Linked DNA regions of Homo sapiens: region 2 is linked to region 1. Evidence: chromatin loops called from intact Hi-C (ENCODE). Cell type or tissue: psoas muscle. All regions are shown on one strand. Each heading gives the region's core, and the rest is flanking DNA. Links, peaks and the distances in the headings are about the cores only.

Region 1 (8,224 bases), core at 3,494-5,993:
GGTTCACTTTGTCCCCTGCCCAGATAGAATGGATGTATCAAGACAGGAGAATTGCAACAAAGAGTTTAATTCATGCAGAGCTGGATGAACGGGAGACTGGAGTTTTATTTTAATTAATTAATTAATTAATGTATTTATCCATCTATCTTGAGTTAAGTTCTTGCTCTGTTGCCCAGGCTGGAGTGCAGTGGCAGGATGATAAGTTACTGCAGACTCCAACTCCCTGGCTCAAGTGATCCTCCCACCTCAGCCTCCTAGGTAGCGTGTGTGGCTTATGTCTGTGGTCCCGCTACTCTGGAGGCTGAGGCATGAGAATCACTTGAACCCAGGAGGTGGAGGTTGCAGCGAGCCGAGATTGTGCTACTGCACTCCAGCCTGAGTGAGACTCCTTTTTTTTTTTTTAAATAAAAAAAAGAGAGAGAGAGAGAGCAGATGGGTGCAGTGGCTCACGCCTGTAATCCCAGCACTTTGGGAGGCCGAGGTGGGCGGTTCAGAAGGTCAGGAGATCGAGACCATCCTAGCTAACACGGTGAAACCCCCTCTCTACTAAAAATAAAAATACAAAAAAAAAAAAAAAATTAGCCGGGCATGGCGGCATGCGCCTGTAGTCCCAGCTGCTGGGGAGGCCGAGGCAGGAGAATGGCATGAACCCGGGAGGCGGAGCTGGCAGTGAGCCCAGATGGCACCACTGCACTCCAGCCTGGGTGATAGAGAGAGATTCCGTCTCAAAAAAAAAAAAAAAAAAAGACACACACACACACACACACACACACACACACACACACACACACACACAATGAGATACACACAGATACATAGCCCTAGAATCAGACCCCAGGACAGACATAGCCAGACTATTTTCATTTTTTTATTTTTTTAGTATTTATTGATCATTTTTGGGTGTTTCTCGGAGAGGGGGATTTGGCAGGGTCATAGGACAATAGTGGAGGGAAGGTCAGCAGATAAACATGTGAACAAAGGTCTCTGGTTTTCCTAGGCAGAGGACCCTGCGGCCTTCCGCAGTGTTTGTGTCCCTGGGTATTTGAGATTAGGGAGTGGTGACGACTCTTAAGGAGCATGCTGCCTTCAAGCATCTGTTTAACAAAGCACATCTTGCACCGCCCTTAATCCATTTAACCCTGAGTGGACACAGCACATGTTTCAGAGAGCACGGGGTTGGGGGTAAGGTTATAGATTAACAGCATCCCAAGGCAGAAAAATTTTTCTTAGTACAGAACAAAATGGAGTCTCCTAAGACATAGCCAGACTATTATACATGGTTATAAACACAACACACGTCGGGCGTGGTGGCTCACGACTGTAATCCCAGCACTTTGGGAGGCCAAGGTGAGTGGATCACCTGAGGTCAGGAGTTCGAGACCAGCCTGGCCAACATGGTGAAACCCTGTCTCTACTAAAAATACAAAAATTAGCCGGGGGTGGTGGTGTGCGCCTGTGATCCCAGCTACTCGGGAGGCGGAGGCAGGAGAATCACTTAAACCCAGGAAGCGGAGGTTGCAGTGAGCCAAGATTGTGCCATTGCACTCCAGCCTGGGTGACAGAGCAAGACTCTGTCTCCATAAAAAACCCCAAAAAACAAAAAACACAATACAGACTTGGGTACACACATACTACATACATGCAATCAAACATACACAGAGATATGCAATGTATCTGCACAGCCCTACAGACAGACCTGGAGACACAACTCAAAAAAAAAAAAAAAAAAAAAAGCCAGCGCACAGACCCAGGGAGCTGACAACACACGGGCATACACGCTGGGTGCTTTGGACACAAAAGCCACACCGTAGGGAGTTTTTTCTCTCATTCACTCAAACACACATTGACCCAGACGCCCCCACACAAGGACACACACGGATGGACATACACACGACCGCAGTCCACAAGCCAGGGCAGACTGCCATCCCCCAAGTCCAGCGACCCTCAGATAAAGACAGACAAGCAGACTGACCCCAACATAGTCCCTTGAATTTCAGGCTGGGGGTGCTCAAGGCTGGTATGGAGGGGCTCACCCAGCATCAGATAGAAAAAGTCAGAAGCATCCAACATTTTTTTTTTGAGACAGAGTCTCGCTCTGTTGCCCAGGCTGGAATGCAGTGGCACCATCTCGGCTCACTGCAACCTCCACCTCCTGCGTTCAAGCAATTCTCCTGCCTCCAGAGTAGTTGGGATTACAGGTGCTGGCCACCATGCCTGACTAATTTTTTCACATTTTTAGTACAGACGAGGTTTTACCATGTTGGCCAGGCTGGTCTCGAACTCCTGACCTCAGGCGATCTGCCTGCCTCAGCCTCCCAGAATGCTGGGATTACAGGTGTGAGCCACTGCGCCCGGCCTTTTTTCTTTTTTTTTTTGAGATGGATTTTCACTTTTGCTGCCCAGGCTGGTGTACAATGGCGTGATCTTGGCTCACTGCAACCTCTGCCTCCCGGGTTCAAGCGATTCTTCTGCCTCAGCCTCCTGAGTAGCTGGGATTACAGGCATGTGCCACCACGGCCAGCTAACTTTTTTGTAGTTCTAGTAGAGACAGTTTTCACCACGTTAGCCAGGCTGGTCTGGAACTCCTGACCTCAGGTGATCCACCCGCCTCGGCCTCCAAAAGTGCTTGGATTACAGGCGTGAGCCACTGTGTCCAGCCGCATCCAACATCTTGGTGGTGCCGGAGTTCTGGTGACAGTGGAGTGGCTGGGGGGCATCCTGTGCCAGTCCCCAGGCCACTGGTGCTGAGAAAGGATTCCTGCTGGGGTGGGGCCATCACCCCACGTGGTGACCTTTTCCACGTCAGGGGAGCAGAGGGCTTTGGGATGGGTTCACCCACTCAGACCAGGCCTCATGGAGGAAGGGTGGGGTGGAGAAACCAAGGCCTCCGTAGCTCCTGTTAGTGATTTAAGACACAGCCCCCACCCCACACCAGGGGCGTGGCAGGTCTGGGGTGGGGTCTTGGTGGATGTACATGCGGATTATGGGTGAGGGCAGAGCCTGCATGTTTGGAGGGCAGAACGAATGGGGCAAGGCCTAAAGGAATCAAAGGGCGGCTGCAAGTCCCAGCGAAATTGGTGAGGGATGAGCATGGCTTGAAAACCTGGAGTGGGAAGAGGGTGCAGGACTCCGGAAGGGCAGAACCCAGAAAAGGGGCTAGGGGTTGAGACAGGACAAACCCTCAAAGGGGGAGAGGTGCCGAGCCTGAGGAGAGGGTGGTATGGACTAAGAAAAGCAGAAAAGTGCCAGGCGCGGTGGCTCACACCTGTAATCCCACAACTTTGGGAGGCCAAGGTGAGTGAATCACCTGAGGTCAGGAGTTCGAGACCAGCCTGACCAACATGGTGAAACCCTGTCCTTACTAATAATACAATAAAAAAAAAAAATTAGACGGGCGTGGTGGTGCATGTCTGTAATCCCAGCTACTCGGGAGCCTGAGGCAGGAGGATCACTTGAACCCGGGAGTCGGAGGTTGCAGTGAGCCGAGATCGCACCATTGCACTGCAGCCTGGACGACAAGAGCAAAACTCCGTCTCCAAAAAAAAAAAAAAAAAAAAAAGCAGAAAACAGAGTGGGGCACGAAGAGTCTCCAGGCCCTATTCCCAGGTCACTAATGATTGGGAAATGGGCGGGGCCTGGGAGAATGACAGGGAGGTGTGAGGGACTGAGGAGTGGGCAGGGTCTGGGAGGCTGATAACAGGGGAAGTGGGCGGGGCCTGGAGATAATATTGGGAGGAACTGTGGCGTGGGAAGGGCCTGGAGCGGACAGCAGGGGAAGTGGGCGGGGCCTGGGGAGAATGACAGGGAAGTGGGAGGGACTAAGGAGTTAGCAAGGGCTGGGAGACAAATAACTATGAAGTGGGCGGAGTCTAGGGAGAATGACCGTGGGGTAGGGGAACTGAGGAGTGGGCTGGGCCTGGGAGTCTGCTGGGGAAGCGGACGGTCCTCGAGAGAATGACAGGAAAGTGGGAAGGACTGAGGAGTGGGCAGAGCCTGAGAGGCAAACGGATGGGTACGAGGGCGGGGCCTGGGGAGAAGCTAGGGAGGTGGGAGGCGGATGACAGCGGAATGGGGCTTCGGTAGACTGACAGGATCAGTCGTGGAAGGGGCGGGCCCATCTTTCTCTTGAACCCGCGAGCCAAAGCCACGTTGGTGCTGGTGATCATCCAGGCTGAGCGCTGGGCATTCCCAGTCTCGGGCGATTTCTTGGCGTTACTTCCAGGCTGAGAGCCATGACTAGGCGAGCTTCGGCCGTGGGACCGAAGACCTCCCACCCTCAGCACTCTAACCTCCCCGACCCTGCCCTCGCTGTGCCTCGTTGGGAATCCGCCTCCGGGGTCTTCCGCGGTCCAGGAGCCGCACCTGCCGGGTGGAGACGCGGGGCTGGCTGGGGTGCGGGAGTAGGAGGTCTTCGGTCCAACCGCCTCCAACCCATTCCTGCTTCCGACGTTCTGTTCCCGCGCTTAATGCCCTGCCCGATCCAGTTCCGGCCTCCCATCTCCCCTTCCCGCGTCTCCACGCTCTTTCCTTCCCCGGTTCTGCCGTGAATGCTCCCAAGTCCTAGAGCACCGGAACTCCCCGCGCGCCTTGGCTCCTGGGCCCCAGCTCCGTGCAGTCCTGGACTGGGGCTCCAGGTCCACCAGGGGGCGCCCGCTGCCCAAGCTGGGTATCGCTGCGGAGAAAAGGGGCCCAGAGTGATTGTTCCTCAGGGGAGGGAGGGGGAGGTCCCCAGAGGGAAGGGCCTGAGTTTCCTCTTGGGGGATGGATCCTAGGTGGTCTGAGGGGTGAGTCCTGGGTTCCCTGGCGGGAGTGGATCTTGGGTGGTCCTCTGTGGGTACAGGGTGGAACTTGGGTGTTCTGAGGGGTAGTCCCTGGGGACTCCTCTGGGAGCGGGGCAGACCTTGGATGGTCGTAGGATTGGACCTGGACCTCTGTGTGTGTGATTGTGCATGCCCATAACGTGTGTTCTTGCGTTATGTCTATGACTAGCCATGGTGCCTGCCATGTATGTGTATCTACGATTGTGTCTTTGGGTGTCTGTCTCAGTGTGTAACCGTGTACGTGTGTGTTGTGTACCTCCATGTCTGTTTTGGTATGTGTGTGATGGTGTGTCTGTGTTGGTGTGTTCTAGTCTCGGTGTGTTTGGTTATATGCCCTGAATATATGTCTCTTGTGTCCTTGTGTGTGTCTGTTGCTAGCTTTTTTTTTTTTTTTGAGGCAGAATCTTACTCTGTCATCCAGGCTGGAGTACAGCGGCGCCATCTTGGCTCACTGCAACCTCTGCCTCCCGGGTTCAAGCGAGTCTCCCATCTCAGCCTCCTTAGTAGCTGGGACTACAGGCACTCACCACCACGCCCGGCTATTTTTTTTTTTTTTTTTTTTTTGTATTTTTGGTAGAGACAGGGTTTCACCATGTTGGCCAGGTTGGTCTCGGACTCCTGACCTCAAGTGATCTGACTGCCTTGGCATCCCAAGGTGCTGGGATTACAGGCGTGAGACACTGCACCCGGTCTGTGGCTAGCTTTGATGGTTGTTGTGTATCTATGATTGTGTGTCCAGGTGTGTGTGTGTGTGTGTGATTGTGTGTATGTCTGCATGGTGTGTCTGTATGTCTGTCTTGTTTTGTGTGATTGTATATGTCCAGAATGGGTGTGCCCTTTGTGTTCTGGTGTCTGTGTGTGTCTACTTGTGTCCCTCCCCCAGGGGAGTTGGAAAGTCCTTTCCAGGTAGTTACCCTGCTGGGATTCCCTTTCCAAAGCGGGTTGACTTCCCAGCACCGTGAGCTGCCTCTTCATGCTCTTGGAAGGGGTCGCTGGGTCTGCCCCAAGTCTGCCTGGGTCTTCCCCAACCCTGACTCCTCCTTCCACTGCCCTCAACAGGGAAACACCATTTCCTGCCTTTGATGTCACTAGGTACAAAAAGTTTCCTTCCTCCAAGTGGCTCTGGCCACTGGTTTCTTTCTGCGTGTGTGAAAGCTGGCCACGATTCTGTGCTTAATGTTAAAACAAAAAGAATAAAACAAAGCAAACAAAACGAACCCATGGAAAATGCAAGCATGCAAAATCATACACCATGAAACATCCACATCTTCTCACCCCAATACCCTCAATTTTTGCACATCTTTCTGAAATGTTTTATACAAACCTATTTCTGCTCTGAAACCCAAAGCGTGCATTCTGCACATAGCAGCCTGCACCTTGCTTTCGTTTCTTTTTTTCCTCACTTGGTTATTCTTTTAAAGGTTTTTTTTTGTTCCCCCGAGACAGAATCTCACTCTGTTGCCTAGGCTGGAGTGCAGTGGCATGATGATCTCGGCTCACTGCAGCCTCTGCCTCCTGGGTTCAAGTGATTCTCCTGCCTCAGCCTCCTGAGTAGCTGGGATTACAGGCATGCGCCACCACACCTGACTAATTTTTGTATTTTTAGTCGAGATGGGGTTTCCCCATGTTGGCCAGGCTGGTTTCGAACTCCTGACCTCGTGATCCACCTGCCTGGACCTCCCAAAGTGCAGGGATTACAGGCGTGAGCCACCATGCCCAGCCTCTTTTTTTTTTTTTTTTTTTTTGAGATGGAGTCTCACTCTGTTGTCAGGCTGGAGGGCAGTGGTGTGATCTCGGCTCACTGCAACCTCCACCTCCCCGGTTTAAGCGATTCTCCTGCCGCAGCCTCCCGAGTAGCTGGGACTACAGGGGCCCGACACCACGCCCAGCTAATTTTTGTATTTTTAGTGGAGACGGGGTTTCATTATGTTGGCCAGGATGGTCTCGATCTCTTGACTTCGTATCTGCCCGCCCCCGCCTCCCAAAGTGCTGGGATTACAGGTGTGAAGCACCGCACCCGGCCGCCTAGCCCCCTTTAAAGGTTTTGTAAACCATCTGCCCAAAAAAGCAATTACATAGAATAATCACGCCAAATTTTCAACCTAAAGTTCAAACAGGACAGAGACTCAACCTGATGGGTAAGGCCCATTTCACACTAAAAACCTTAATCTTTGAAAGAGTAGAGGAGGCAAAGTCTGAGTGCCTTGTTCTCTTAGCCCTTGGAGATCTCTGTCAAGAGATGACTCAGACATGTTTTTAATTTTTAAACCGATTCTGTGAGTAATAACCTGGCAGTTTTCCTTCTGATGACCAATGCAGTTATTTTCATCTTCAACAATTTTGCACCACATATTCCTGCCTGCCCCTTGTTTTTATTTATTTATTTTTGTTTTTTTGTTTATTTTGTTTTGTTTTGAGACTGAGTCTCTCTCTGTCACCCAGGCTGGAGTGCAGTGGCATGATCTCAGCTCACTGCAACCTCTGCCTCCCGGGTTCAAGCGATTCTCGTGCCTCAGCCTTCCGTGTAGCTGGGATTACAGGCGCCCACCACCATGCCCAGCTAATTTTTGTTGTATTTTTAGTAGAGACAAGGTTTCACCATGTTAGCCAGGCTGGCATGACCCACTGCACCTGGCCTTTTTTTTTTTTAGACAAGTCTTGCCCTGTCACCCAGGCTGGAGTGCAATGGCGTGACCTCAGCTCACTGCAACTTCCACCTTCCGGGTTTAAGGGATTCTCCTGCCTCAGACTCCCGAGTAACTGGCATTACAGGTGTGGACCACCACGCCTGGCTAATTTTTGTATTTTTAGTAGAGACGGGGTCTCACTATATTGCCCAGGCTAGTTTTGAACTCCTGAGCTCAAGTGATTCGCCCCCCTCAGCCTCCCAAAGTGCTGGGATTACAGGTGTGAGCCCCCGGCCATGCCTTCCTTTTTGCCCAAACAAGATCAACCCATGTACACAGTCACGTGGAGGCACCACACTCTCAGCCCACTGGCAGCAATGATGGCTGGTCCTATTGAGCACCTGCTGTATGCCAGGCACTATTCTGGCTCCCTGATTCTGGACAACAGTCCCACAAGGTGGTCACTGGTGTTAGTCTCATTTCATATACGGGGAAACTGAGGCACAGAGAGATGGAGAGATTTCAAGGTCATGTAGCCAGCAGAGGCAGAGCTGGGATTTGAAGCCAAGTGAGTCAAATCCTATGCTCTGGTGCTGCTCAACTGGAAACACATCGATGCCCGCATGCATCCTCCTGAGTACACAGTATCACATCAGAGACACTCAGTCCCAGAGTAGCAGGATGTGTGCCTCAACTTCACAAAGCTCACTTGCTGTGCACAATCATACCTTGCAAGCTGGGAGTGGTGGTTCCTGCCTCTAATCCCAGCACCCTGGG
Region 2 (5,361 bases), core at 2,862-5,361, 350 kb after region 1:
GTCTCCACCTACAGCTGTTTTCTGTGGTCTGAGGATTCTTCCCACGTCTTTAATTTCTAGTGCTTTCTAGGGGTCTCAACTTGAACTATTTAATATTTTCTGGAAGAGAAACATTTTTTGTGGGGGGGGCGGGTGGGGGTGGGACCGAGTCTCGCTCTTGTCTCCCAGGCTGGAGCACAGTGGCGCGATCTTGGCTCACTGCAACCTCCGCCTCCCAGGTTCAAGCGATTTTCCTGCCTCAGCCTCCCGAGTAGCTGAGATTACAGCGCCCAGCTAATTTTTGTATTTTTAGTAGAGATGGGGTTTCACCATGTTGGCCAGGCTGGTCTCGAACTCCTAACCTCAGGTGATTCGCCCGCGTCGGCTTCCCAAAGTGCTGGGATTACAGGCGTGAGCCACCGCGCCCGGCCCAGAGGAACTTTTTTTTTTTTTTTCCAGAGGAACATTTTTTATCCAAAGGAATGACTCCCTAATGGTGGAATTCCAGGCAATGAAGTGAGGCGCGAGGCAGATTGTCACATAGGGAGCTGTCATATTTCATGGGTACCATTCACGCAAGGCGGGACTTGTTCTTAGGCAGCCAACACTTCCGCATTGTCCTGGCATTTGAGCCGCGGAACCAAGTTCCGCGTATCTTGCCCATTGTAACCCCACAGCACCAATTTGAAGCTATGTAGTGCCCTCTGGTGGCCTTCGGTGATTTGGCTTCAGTGTCTCAAACTCTCTGATTAGACTGTTTCCAAAGAGAAGGCTGTTAGGGGGCCTCAGAAGTCAGGTTTGGATGTTTGAGCTCTAAGCTGCAGGATTTGGGGAGCCGTGGTGTGGGGGTGATTTATTTATTTATTTTTGAGAAAGAGTCTCACTCTGTCGCCCAGGCTGGAGGGCAATGGTGTGATCTTGGCTCACTGCAACCTCCACCTCCCAGGTTCAAGTGATTCTCCTCCCTCAGCCTCCCGAGTAGCTGGGACTACAAGAGCCCGACACCACGCCCAGCTAATTTTTGTATTTTCTTTTGAGTAGAGACGGGGTTTCACCATGTTGGCCAGGCTGGTCTCGAACTCCTGACCTCAGGTTATCCACCTGCCTTGGCTTTCCAAAGTGCTGGGATTACAGGTGTGAACCATGCCTGGCCGGAGTGGGGATGATTCAAACAGTGGATATTCGCATAGAATGTGCCCATTCCTATGGTGTAAATAGTCCCACCGCATCTGATTTCTTTTTTCTTCTTTTTTTTTTGTTTTTTGTTTTTTTGTTTTTGAGATAGAGTCTTGCTCTGTTGCCCAGGCTGGAATGCAGTGGCACAATCTCAGCTCACTGCAACCTCCACCTCCTGGGTTCCAAGCAGTTCTCCCTGCCTCCGCTGCCTGAGTAGCTCGATTACAAGTGCCCACCACCAAGCCCAGCTAACTTTTGTATTTTTAGTAGAGATGGGGTTTGGCTGTTTGCCAGGCTGGTCTTGAACTCCCGACCTCAGATGATTTGCCCGCCTCGGCCTCTTACAGTGCTGGGATTACAGGTGTGGGCCACCGCACCTGGCCCACAGCTGATTTCAAGTCATCATAAGTATCCTCACTTTCCTTGCCTCCAGTCCACCCAGCAAAAGCACAACTAACATCAGAGAGCTCAGGCACGGGGATAACCATAAGGTCCTATGTAATCTGCATCTCCCTTCCTGCCTTGGCCATGCTGGCCACAGGCAGCAGGAAGGGGCAGAGGAAGGAGCTGGGCGAGGATGTGGCCTCAGCTGGAGTTTACTTAGAGATTAGCTCCATGGAGAAAAATAAAGTGGAGTAACATGCTAGCAAGTTTTTATTTAAAACTTTAAAAATAAAAAAGTTTTTGAGGCCGGGCATGGTGGCTAATGCCTGTAATCCCAGCACTCCGGGAGGCCGAGGCAGGCGGATCACAAGGGCAGGAGATCGAGACCATCCTGGCTAACACGGTGAAACCCCGTCTCTACTAAAAATATAAAAAATTAGCCGGACATGGTGGCAGGCGCCTATAGTCCCAACTATTCGGGCAGCTGAGGCAGGAGAATGGCGTGAACCCGGGAGGCGGAGCTTGCAGTGAGCCGAGATCGCACCACTGCACTCCAGCCTGGGCATTACAGTGAGACTGTCTCAAAAAAAAAAAAAAAAAAAGAAAAGTAAAAAAAGAACAGAATGCTTTGGCATATTTAAAAATGGTTCCTGCCGGGCACAGTGGCTCATGCCTGTAATCCCAGCACTTTGGGAGGCTGAGGCGGGTGGATTACGAGGTCAGGAGATCGAGACCATCCTGGCTAACACGGAGAAACCCCGTCTCTACTAAAATAGTACAAAAAAATTAGCCAGGCGTGGTGGCGGGCGCCTGTAGTCCCAGCTACTCGGGAGGCTGAGGCAGGAGAATGGCGTGAACCCAGGAGACGGAGCTTGCAGTGAGCCGAGATCGTCCCACTGCACCCCAGCCTGGGCGACAGAGCGAGACTCTGCCTCAAAAAAAGAAAGAAAGAAAGAAAGAAAGAAAGAAAGAAAGAAATCTAGCCCCTTCCTCAGGGCCGAGAGAATTTTGAGCACTAGCCTTCTCTCGGTCGCCTGAATTCATCTCAGAGTGTGGCATTTCTCTGCAACTCACTCGGTTACAACACGGGGTGTGGATTATTCAGGAGTGTTCTGGGAAGGGGTTGAGGATTTTCCAGAACTAAGGGTTCCTCGCCTTTCTAGACTCTCTAGGATAGCTTCCGGACATTGCCATGGCATCTGTAAACTGTCATGGCGCTTGCGGGAGTTTCTTTTAGCAGCTAATACATGATAATTAGTGTATAATAAGAATGAACAATGAGGACAACCACAGGTCAGTTTTGTCGCCATCTTGGTTTTGGTGGGATTTGGGCTGGCTTCTCTACCGCAGCCTGTTTAATCAGTAGGGTCTTTATGACCTGTATCTTGTGTCGACCTCCTATCTCATCCTGTGACTAAGAATGCCTGATCTCCCGGGAATGCCCAGCAGGTCGCAGCCTCATGTTACCCAGCTCCTGTTCAAGATGGAGTCACACTGGTTCAAACTCCTCTGACAAGTTTGTAAAACTTATGAAACTGCGGGGGCTGCCCTAAGACTTCTGCACACTGAGTCTTGAGCGATTCGTCAATTACCGTTCAGGTTTTTCTACCCCGGTACTGGTTCCTGAGGTGTTTTCTGCTCCAGTAAACCGACACTCTCTCTCTGACTCTCCAATTCATAACAAAACATTTCATGACACGAAACACAAACATACATAAAATGTACTTTTTTTTTTTTTGAGATGGAATCTCACTCTGTCACCCAGGCTGGAGTGCAGTGGCGGGATCTCAGCTCACTGCAACCTCTGCCTCCCGGGTTCAAGCAATTCTCCTGCCTCAGCCTCCTGAGTAGCTGAGATTACAGGCACGTGCCACTATGCCTGGCTAATTTTTTGTACTTTTAGTAGAGACGGGTTTCACCATGTTGGTCAGGCTGGTCTCGAACTCCTGACCTCATGATCCACCTGCCTCAGCCTCCCAAAGTGCTGGGATTACAGGCGTGAGCCACCATGCCCAGCAAAATGTACCTCTTTTACCATTTTCTTTTTTTGAGATAGGATCTTGCTCTGTTGCCTGGGCTAGAGTGTAGTGGCACGATCACAGTTCACTTCAGGCTCAACCTCACCAGGCTCAAGCGATCCTCCTCCGTCAGCCTCCTGAGTAGCTTGGATTACAGGCACCAGACACCACACCCAGGGCAGCTGTTTGCCCTGTGTCCTTGTAACTACCCAGTGGGTTCACCTTGCTCTCCGCCTAGACAGAGTCAATTTCTCAAGACAGGAATTGCAGTAGAGAAAGAGTAATTCACACAGAGCCGGCTGTGTGGGAGACTGGAGTTTTATTAATCAAATCAGTCTCCTTGAGCTTTCTGGGAGCAGAGCTTTTAAGGACAACTTGGTGGGTTGGGAGAAGCCAGCGAGCCAGGAGTGCTGATCGGTCATGGATGAAATCACAGGGAGTCAAAGCTGTCTTCTTGCACTGAGTCAGTTCCTGGTGGGGGACCACAAGATCTCATGAGCCAGTTTATCAATCTGGGTGGTGCCAGCTGATCCATCAAGTGCAGGGTTTGCAAAATATCTCAAGCCCTGATCTTAGGAGCAATTTAGGGAGGGTCAGAATCTTTTAGCCTCTAGCTGCATGCCTCCTAAACCATCATTTCTAATCTTGGGGCTAATTTGTTAGTCCTACAAAGGCAGTCTAGTGCCCAAACAAGAAGGAGGTTTGTTTTGGGAAAGGGCTGTTATCGTCTTTGTTTTAAACTATAAAGTTCCTCCCAAGGTTACTTCCGCCTATGCCCAAGAATGAACAAGGACAGCTTGGAGGTTAGAAGCAAGATGGAGGCCAGGCGCGGTGGCTCACGCCTGTAATCCTAACACTTTGGGAGGCCAAGGCAGGTGGATCACCTGAGGTTGGGATTTCGAGACCAGCCTGACCAACATGGTGAGGTGAGAGGATGGCTTCAGCACAGGAGGCTGAGGCTGCAGTGAGCTATGATTGTACCATTGCACTCCAGCCTGGGCAACAGAGCAAGACCCTCATCCCAAAACAAAAGCAAAAATAATAATAATAATAAACCCCAACCCTCACCCAGTCTGTAGTACTTAGTTATGGCATTCCTAACAGACCAATACAGTGAAACTAGGTCTATCGCCAGAAAAGCCCATTCTGTGGGCTAACAGAATATATTGTCCCTTATTTTTTTATTTTTTTTGACAGAGTATCGCTCTGTCACCCAGGTTGGAGTGCAGTGGTGTGATCTTGGCTCACTGCAACCTCCACCTCCTGGGTTCAAGCAATTCTTCTGCCTTAGCCTCCTGAGTAGCTGGGATTACAGGCATCCACCACCATGCCTGGCTAATTTCTGTATTTTTAGTAGAGATGTGTTGTCACCACATTGGCCAGGCTGGCCTTGAACTCCTGACCTGTGATCCGCCCACCTCAGCCTCCCAAAGTGCTGGGATTACAGGCATGAGCCACCGTGCCCAGTCTATTGCCCGTTATTTAGGCTGTATCTTTGTGTAGCTCCTCCACTTCCCAGAACCCTCTATCTTCTCAGAGGCTTAGGCCTGGAGATCCATTTTCTTTCTCTAGATTCTTTGAGACCCACTTCCTTCAAATTCAGCTCCCCGTCTGCCTGGTCTCAGGGGCCCTATCTTTGGGGATGAATAAGATGATTTATTATTTTTTTCTTCAGTCATTTTGCACTTTCACATATTCTTCTGGGTCATCTTCTCATAATGTCCAAAGACAGTCTAGACTATCAGTTCCTCTAGCTGGTTCTTCTGCCCCCTGTGAGATGCAAGGATAAGTAAAACCATTCGGG

The links. Peaks named below come from ENCODE experiments on the same cell type or tissue, not always from the same donor. Only the 100,000 strongest peaks of a DNase experiment are listed, where the experiment ranks them.
Region 2: it touches region 1 in a loop (12-fold over the local background); 74 of 110 quality-filtered maps call a loop at or near these places.

The regions. Positions count from the first base shown.
Region 1 is chr19:6,512,411-6,520,634 of GRCh38, forward strand. No RefSeq gene overlaps it. Among named protein-coding and RNA genes, the nearest start is that of TUBB4A, 14 kb to the left of the region's middle. RefSeq lists enhancers at 3,722-4,262, 5,604-5,653, 5,704-5,833 and a silencer at 4,124-4,293. In psoas muscle, for the core only: a CTCF peak has its summit at 4,641 (motif pointing right); DNase peaks (open chromatin) are centred at 3,761 and 4,631; H3K4me3 peaks cover 1,344 bases; H3K27ac peaks cover 1,027 bases.
Region 2 is chr19:6,863,073-6,868,433 of GRCh38, forward strand. No RefSeq gene overlaps it. Among named protein-coding and RNA genes, the nearest start is that of ADGRE1, 22 kb to the right of the region's middle. RefSeq lists an enhancer at 1-71 and a silencer at 5,093-5,293. In psoas muscle, for the core only: no CTCF peak of the experiment used is centred there; no DNase peak of the experiment used is centred there.